Regions from separate parts of the Mus musculus genome. Here region 1 is linked to region 2. Evidence: chromatin contacts called from ENCODE Hi-C or POLR2A ChIA-PET data. All regions are on one chromosome and are shown on one strand. The core of a region is the stretch at or near the end of the contact, and the rest is flanking DNA. Distances in the headings are between cores, read along the strand shown. Region 1 holds the start of Slc2a1 (solute carrier family 2 (facilitated glucose transporter), member 1). Region 2 holds the start of Cdc20 (cell division cycle 20).

What was found. Hi-C counts contacts between places; a loop is a spot of excess contacts on that map. ChIA-PET counts read pairs that join two places held with the same protein, here RNA polymerase II (POLR2A).
Region 1: a map of T-helper 2 cell shows a loop between it and region 2 (5-fold over the local background). The contact joins the promoter of Slc2a1 here to the promoter of Cdc20 in region 2. A Hi-C loop is called at or near these places in 4 of 37 maps with a recorded cell type or tissue (T-helper 17 cell, T-helper 2 cell and regulatory T cell). POLR2A ChIA-PET finds 5 or more read pairs at or near these places in 1 of 5 experiments (embryonic stem cell).

The regions. Positions count from the first base shown.
Region 1 is chr4:119,105,847-119,110,105 of GRCm38, forward strand. It overlaps Slc2a1 (solute carrier family 2 (facilitated glucose transporter), member 1), which reads left to right and starts at 2,899. Exons shown (of 10, transcript NM_011400.3): 1 at 2,899-3,126. The coding sequence starts at 3,109. Gm52706 (a long non-coding RNA gene) reads right to left here and starts at 2,903. Exons shown (of 2, transcript XR_003955269.1): 1 at 1,931-2,903.
Region 2 is chr4:118,435,736-118,439,982 of GRCm38, forward strand. Cdc20 (cell division cycle 20) reads right to left here and starts at 1,608. Exons shown (of 10, transcript NM_023223.2): 1 at 1,206-1,608; 2 at 959-1,107; 3 at 775-871; 4 at 525-653; 5 at 234-430; 6 at 42-136. The coding sequence starts at 1,386.

The DNA of each region.
Region 1 (4,259 bases), core at 1,649-4,148, 670 kb after region 2:
GCAACAGAGCCTTTTCCGGGCTGTCTTACTCACTCTTACTCCGCGTAGCGGCTAGGACCCGCCCGCAAAGCACCGCCCATTTCTAAGGCCCTGGGTCCACAGGCGTGCCGTCTGACACGCATCAGGCAGGCACTCGCCGGAGTCATCCTGTGCACCTGGCCCCTCCCCGTTAAGTCCTGCGAGCACTTTTTCTTCCAGACTGGTAGGGGCTGGCGCAGCTTGAACACAACCCAGGAAGAGCTGGTTCCTTTAAGGGCTGAAGTCACCTCCAGGGAACAAAGCTGCCAGTGTAGGAACAGACTAGCAAGTCTCACCAGGTCTGGGTGGTCGCTGTGAAACCCCTACCCCTTCCCCTTTAGAAGCCTTAGGTAGGGGCGGGTTTGGGTATGCTGAGTTGTCACCAGGTTCTTTTTCTCTGAAACCTTCTATGGCGCCCCATTGCTCATCCAGTAATGAAAGCTCTGGCCTCTACTTAGATGGATGGCATCCAGGGTCTTTATAACTACCTCTTCAACCTCTCCCCCTGCCCCCCCCCATCCGGCGTCCCCCCTCCCTGCTCCCCAGTTTCTAGGAGCCAATAACTACAAGAAGCCAATTCTTCGGGCTTCTGTCCACATCCCTCTCTCAGCGGCACACTATCCTAAGGCTTTGTATCTCGTGGGCTTTCTTTGGTGTTCTCTACAGGGTTAAATTCTGTTTCCAAGGACTCAGTCTCCAAGATAACAGTCCACCTAAGAATCTAACCTCTGATCTAGTGTCCATAGCTCCTGGTAAATTTGCCTCTAAACAGTTGCCTCCAGGGGCTATAAAACATTTACAGAGAGAGGACAGAGAAGTGGAATTCCAAGCAGACAATGGGATCTGTGTCTGGGCAGGTATAGGGAAACTGGGGGAAAGTAACACTATTTCCCTGGCTACTCTGCTTTTTCCATGGTGCCATGGTGCCATGGTACCATGGGACTGGGCTGAAATGCTGACACCAACAATTAGTGCAGAATCTGGTAGCACAAGCCTTTAATCCCAGCATTTGGTAGGAGAGTGGATCTCTGTGAATCTGAAGCCATCCTGGTCTACATAATGAGTTCCAGGGCAGCCAGGGCTCTATAGTGAAACCCTGTCTCAACAAAACAAAGCACAACCAGAAGTATTAGTGTAATTACTTTGAGAAACCCTTATTCAAATCAGGAGGAGACTATTAGACCCATTTTAGAGATGGATGTGGGTTTTGAAGCTGAGAAGAGATGCGTGCAGATGTTTGGCAAGTAAACGGCAGAGCTGGGACTCCAGCATCTGAAGCTTGTGGTTCAGAGGCTATCTAAAGATTCTCCATCTTTTTGAATCATTCTGTCTGCCACCTTTGTATCTAATCTTCTGTCAAGAATGGCCTTCATAATCTAGCCACCTATTGAACTACCTTCCAAACCCTGCTCTGCATCACCTCCCTCTTCCCAAAGAGCCACACATACACACACACACACACACACACACACACTTCTCTCTGGAGACTTACCCTGTATTCATCCTTGATATGGTTTACACTGCCCCTCTCCCTGTCCCTCCAGCTTGGGGACTCCCTGAAGCTAGCAACAGACTCTCATGCTTCTGTCCTAGGGACACTGACTAGCACGGGACCGTCCGTCATAGAGGAGAAAAAAGATGGCTGATTGGTGACTTGTTGGCTGAGATATAGGCATGCAGTTCTATAATGGGGGCGACTGAATTTGTGAACTGGTACCCTAAGAAAGGGCCTGGGAGACCAGGCTTGGGCCTTGTTCCAGCCCTGCATCATATGTATTGAAGGAAAGAAACAGGTCCAGGGTTGGAGAAAGCAAGAGCAGAGGAGGCAGGTCTTGCAGTCAGCAGAAGAAACTCGGGGGGGGGGGGGCAAAGTGGTGATCAGGAGAGAGGAGAAGGGGAACCCCAGACTCACCAGTTCCACATGCTTTACTTTTCAGGGGTCCATGCTCAATTAGGGTGCCCTCCTAGGCCAGCACCTGGCACACAGCTCAGCTTCCTGTCTCTAACAGAAAGTCATTTCTCCCAGATCCCCCCTTCAGGTGAACCTAGATGGGACATGGACTGGAGGGACCACAGAGGCTATTGACTGTCCTACTCACCACTCCAGGAGCTCACCTGTAATTCTCATAGCCCAGGGTTTGATAACAAATCTCATTTTATCCAGGAGAAACCCGCTGCTCATTGGCTGGGAGCTTGCCCAGGACCAGCTAGAGGCGGTTTATAGGTGAGCTGGTTCAATGCCAAGGTGTTCTATGTCCTTAACCATTTAGACACCCAGCCTCTCTGGTCTTCACACTTAGGTGTCACCATAAAGTCAGAAATGGAGGGAGGTGGTGGTTTTACAGCTTAGAGAAGTGGTGGGCATGGTGTCTAGGAGCAAAAGAGGAGCTTGGCCTTGGGCACAGGAACACGGAGCAAGGAGAGAGAATTCAGCTTCGGAGCCAGACCTCCCGTGGTCTCTCTAATGAACTTAATGCCACTTTACACATAACACACGCGGTTGTAAACACCATCCAAATACTAACTCGTTTAATCTTCCTAATAACCCAGGAGGTTGTACTATTATTATGACTAGTCTACCAAAGTTATCCGGCAGCCTAGTGAGGAAGCCAGAGTCCTAGCGCTGGCTTACAGCCCCGCACCAAGCGCTACCATTTTGCTAGTGGCCATTGAGACTCAGAGAGGTGTGCAAACCAGCTCAGAGCCACACAGCGAGCGCCCCCAACGGGTGCCCCGCACACCCTGGGACTGCAGGTTCTAGCATCCAGAGCCAGACTGTGGTCAGTAGCCCTCCGTCCCTCCCCACCTCCCCACAGAACCACGCCTCTCAGAGTCCCGCCCCGGACGTGCTCCCCAGGCCCCGCCCCCTTCGGGCCCACCTACACCCCAGAACCAATGGCGGCGGTCCTATAAAAAGGCAGCTCCGCGCGCTCTCCCCCAAGAGCAGAGGCTTGCTTGTAGAGTGACGATCTGAGCTACGGGGTCTTAAGTGCGTCAGGGCGTGGAGGTCTGGCGGGAGACGCATAGTTACAGCGCGTCCGTTCTCCGTCTCGCAGCCGGCACAGCTAGAGCTTCGAGCGCAGCGCGGCCATGGATCCCAGCAGCAAGGTGAGTAACGGGGCTGGGAGTCCCGGGTAGGGATGTGCTGCCGAGCGCGGGCCGGGGCGCCTGTCCGAGTCCCCGCTTCCTCACGCAGCCGCCGCGCGCTTCACGCGGTCGGGGCGGGGGCCGCGGATCAGGGGCCCAGGCGCCGCACGTCGCGCACGACCTCGGCGGCTCCTCCCGCGCGGGGGAGGGGGCCGGAGCGCGGCGCCCATTGGCTAAAAGAGCCGAGCCCCCGGCCGGGCCCCGGCTAGGAGCGGAGGAGGCGGGACCCGCCCGGAGCCCGCGCCGCGCCCGGAACCCGGGCCATGGGGGTGGCCAGGAGGAGAAGGCACTTCCTCCAGGCCAGGGTCGGGGGCTGACGAGCTCTGAGGACCTCACGATGCGCAGTCCTCCAGGGATGTGGGGCCTTTCCCCGGGGCAAGCTACTGACTGGATAAGATCTCTCTTCACCTGTGATCAGGCTTGCCCTGTATGGGCCGGATTTACGGAACCCCTCCTGGATGTGCGACATTGTTTCTTTCTTGTCCCGCCTTTGCTTTGTGTAGAGTTAGTTCTAGTCCCTTTTAAATTAAAATAAAATTGGATTTTCCCGTCTTAGTATGTAGGAAGGCTCAAGGATGCGCACTTTCACGCCCCCCCCCCTTTACCTGTTTAAAGTTAAGAACAGTGCGAGCATGTGTTAAATCCCTGGCTGCCTTTACTGGGCAGTGGGGGTGTTTTGGTGGAACTCAGGAAAGGAAGCTCCAGTTGACTCCGGATGGTCGTACTGACAGTCTCTGCAGGGCCACAGTGATAGAGATAGAATGTAACTAAGTATAAAGACAAAAAAACAAAACAAAACAAAAACCAACTGAGGCCCGGGAGTCTCTCAGATGCCACTTAAACTCCGAACTTTGGTTTTTCCGCGTAAAACTTTTCTCTCAGACCTAGGTTAATCTCCGTCTTTCAAATTCCTTGGATTTTGCTTTTGTTTCGGAGACATCATCCCCTAGCCCTGTCTGCCCTAGAGTTCATATGTAGACCAGGCTGGCCTCAGACTCACAGAGATCCGCCTGTCTCTGCTTCGCGAAGGCTGTAAGCCCGGGTACCACCACACTCCGCTTGATATTTATTTTTTGAGCTGATAAGATGAATAT
Region 2 (4,247 bases), core at 358-2,857:
AAACCGGAAAGGTTCTGCTATAGACTGGGAAAAACACCGACCTGGATAGGATATAGCTGTTCCAACTGAGGGAGCTTACTCGAGCGGAGTGACTGGTCATGTTTCGAAGTCGTTTCTGCTGCTGCACATCCCAGAGCTGCAGAGGAATGACCACAGGGTCACAGATGTAAGGTGGGCAAGCTCCCCCCTGAGCCCAGTGACCACAGAGCCACAATACAGGCAACCAGGCTCACCTGGACCTCAGCATTGCTGGTGCCTACAGCTAGGTAGTTGCCCTCCTTGATCCAGGCCACCGAGGATATGTAGTCTCCAGGCTGCTCCATTTGCAACAACTGCAGGATGTCACCAGAACCAGCGTTCCATAAGTACACACTGTTGTCCAGTGCCACAGCCAATACATTTCCAGAGCTCCAATCTACAAGATTCAGGTCTGCCAGGGGAAGGAAGAAAACATGAGGTCCTTTGTTGGACTGGTCCATTCCTAGGCCATCTTTCTCCATCCGCAAAGACAACAGTGCACTCACAGTAGTCATTCCGGATTTCGGGGGCATCAAGGATCCTGTCTGGCAGAGAAGGGATGTATCTGCAAGTCTTCCTGCTGGAGCCAGGCGTGGCTTTCTGACTGTACAGTACTTTCAGTCTGTTCTGGTAGCCTGTGGCAAGAGAGTGGGTCTAGACTTGGAAACTGATACCCATCCACATGTGGAAAAGCAGCCACATGTCTCCCCTTAGGAAGGACTGACACCAGCCTCGATGATGTCACTCACTCCTTACCTTCTGGGGCATTCTGAGGTTTGCCGCTGAGCCTGAGGATCTTGGCTTCCTCCACATCAAAACCGTTCAGGTTGAGAGACCAGGCTTTCTGATGCTCCTGAAATACACGGCAAGTGAGGGGAGGAAGACCGGTATCAGCCAGGGGACAGACACCTCAAGTCTCATGACCCCTGTGGAATCATACCTTTTTGGTGGGCGTCCCCCTGTCTTCCGGCTGGTTTTCCTTGCTTAAGAGGAAGCTGGCCACCTCCATTTGAGAAGCACTGCGTTGGGGGATAAAGCGGTCACCTCCAGGTTTGCTAGGGGTGGTCTGAACCTTGGAACTAGATTTGCCTGGGGGCAGGGAGAGAGAAGTCAGACAGCCTGACGAGGCTCCCGGAGGGAGCATGAAGACGGACTCTCAGCGATTCCAGCTCCCTCCACCCACTCACCAGGAGTTCGGCCCGGGGTCCGCCCGGCGCTGTGTGATCTGTTGGCGGCCCGCATGGGCGAGGGGGCTGGGCCTGTGGCTTCCTTTGCTTTGCGCTGCCAGCGCGCAACCGGGGCATTGGGGATGGGTGCGTCCAGTTGAAGCAGTGAGTGCAAATCGCTCTCGAACACGAACTGCGCCATGGCACCGCTACCGGGGCGAAAGGCGACCAAGCGCGATCCTCGCCGGGCTCCTGGGCTCCGCCTGCCACAGCTCGCAGCAGCCCGGTCCCTCTCCGTACTCAGCTCTCCCGAACACAAACCCCCAGCTCCTCGCAGCGCGTCAGTGCGCCTGCCGAACGCGTTCTTTTCCAGACAAGCTAAGGACACGCCGGACTGTTGTTCTTAAACTCTCCGCTGCTAGCGTTCATTGGCTCCTTCAAAACCCAACTGTCTTAACCGTCGCCCTTGCCGATTGGTCGCTACACTGAAGAGGGCCGGGTCTTCCGGGAGCAAATCTCACGAGAGTGCGACGACCAAGCATTTGGAAGGAAATCCCGAACCCATCTCTGGGAGCCTTCGTCCCTGCCCGAATCGGAGCCCGAATCGGAACACGGGGGCGGGTCCCGCACAGTTAGTCCTCGGGATCCGCTCTCTGCCGGCCATCTCTCTGGGTTGGGCCCGGCAGTTAGAGCATCTGGGAATCTTTGAAAGGTCACATCGAAGCCTGTGGGTGGTACTTAGGTCACACGTTCACACATACACACATTCTCTCTCTCTCTCTCTCTCTCTCTCTCTCTCTCTCTCTCTCTCTCTCTCTCTCTCTCTCTCTCACACACACACACACACACAGAGAGAGAGAGAGAGAGAGAGAGAGAGAGAGAGAGAGAGAGAGAGAGAGAGAGAAACTCAACCTCAACCCGGAGGACCCAGTTGGTTAGAGACGGTGGGGAGGTGGCAGTCTGAATGGGGAGGGCGCCTGAAACCCTGCTAGGAAGGAAGTATGCGGACCAGTGTGGGGTTCTGCAAACACAAAGTGAGAGGAAGGGGTGTGTGTGTCAAAACAATGATCAGAATTCCAGCCTTTCGTCGTGAAGATTAGGTTAGGCTGTTCTTGGGGACATCACATCCTGTGGAGGACTCCCGTGGGACTTAGGATTCTTCAGAGACCTAGAGATCTCCTTACCCCCGTTGCACATAATCTGCCAGAGCGACACCCATTTTGTTTGTTTCAGACAAGGGTCTCACTATGCAGTCCGGGCTGGCCTGGAATTCACCTTGTAGAAAAAACTGCCCTGGATCTCAGAGATGCGGTGGAATTTAAGGCGTGTGCCACCACGCTGGGCCAAGAACCTGGTTATGCTGATAGAAAAACCAAGGTGCAATACAAGAAATTAGCCCAAGGTCATAAAAAGAGGTTGGTAAGAATCCAGGTCTGGGGCCTGGAGAGATGCCTCAGTTAGAACTTCTTGCTCTTCCACGGGAAGAAAATTTGGTTTTGTCAGGCAGCGCACAACTACCTCTAACTCCAGCTCCAGGGCATCGATGCCCTCTTATGGAACCAGCATACAGATGGCACACAAACACACCCCTCCTCCCCGATAAAAATAAATTATTTTAAAGCGGAAAGGAGGTTAGAAAGATGATGGCTTAGCTGTTATCGCTAGATGCTCTTCCAGATTACCTAGGGTTCAGTTCCCGGCGCCCAATATAGGTATTCAAGATCTATTACTGTAGTCCCAGGGGATCCAGTGCCTTCCCTGGCCTCTGCCAGCATCAGGTGTGCATGAGGTATACAGACATAGATGTAGGCAAAACACATACACACTTTAAAAAAAAAAAAGTGGCCCTTTGATCTCTGCACCCACAGCGCACCTCTTCCTTCTGGTGACAATAAAAAACATTAAAAAAAAAAAAAAAAAGCGCCGGGCGTGGTGGCGCACGCCTTTAATCCCAGCACTTGGGAGGCAGAAGCAGGCGGATTTCTGAGTTCGAGGCCAGCCTGGTCTACAAAGTGAGTTCCAGGACAGCCAGGGCTACACAGAGAAACCCTGTCTCGAAAAAAAAAAATAAATAAATAAATAAATAAATAAATAAATGGCAGACTCTGAATTGGTCAGTCTAAATTCTTTTTTCAAAAAAAAAAAAAAAAAAAAAAAAAAAAAAAAAGCGCCAGGCAGTGGTGGAGCACACCTTTAATCCCAGGACTTGGGAGGCAGAGGTAGGTTGATCTCTGAGTTCGAGGCCAGCCTGGTCTACAAAGTGAGTTCCAGGACAGCCAGGGCTATACAGAGAAACCCTGTCTCGAAAAACCAAAAACAAAAAAAGGAAGGATCTAGGATCTAGGTGACTCCCATTTAGTGCAGGGCTTTAGTGACTTACATGAATATGCACAAAGGTAAAACAACATTAATACAAATAATAATTACTAGTTGATCATCTGCTAACTACTGCATTAAAACAGTTTACGTACATATTTTGGAAACACACTCTCATGTAGCCAGGCTGGCCTTGAACTCCACATAGTTTAGGAAGACCTTGAACTTTTTAAGATTTATTTTATTATTATATGTAAGTACACTATAGTTGTCTTCAGACACTCCAGAAGAGGGAGTCAGATCTTGTTACGGGTGGTTGTGAGCCACCATGTGGTTGCTGGGATTTGAACTCTGGACCTTCGAAAGAGCAGTCAGGTGCTCTTACCCACTGAGCCATCTCACCAGCCCTTCTTTTTCCTTCTTCTTCTTTTTTTTTTTTTTTTTTTTTTTTTTTTTTTTTTTTTTTTTGAGACAAGGTTTTGTGTAGCACTGGTTGTCCTATAACTCACTGTGTAAACCAGGCTGACCTCGAACTCAAATGTGTCTGCCTTCGGAGTGCTGGGATTAAAGGTGTGTGTCACCACATCTGGCAAGTTTACTGATCTCAAGGCAGATAGCAAACTGCCTTAATTTTACGTAATCCCAACACTTGGGAGGCAGTGGCAGGTGGTTCTCTGTGAGTTCCAGGACAGGTAGGGCTATGTAATAGAGGGACCCCGTTTCAAAAAACAAACAGAAAGAAATTGG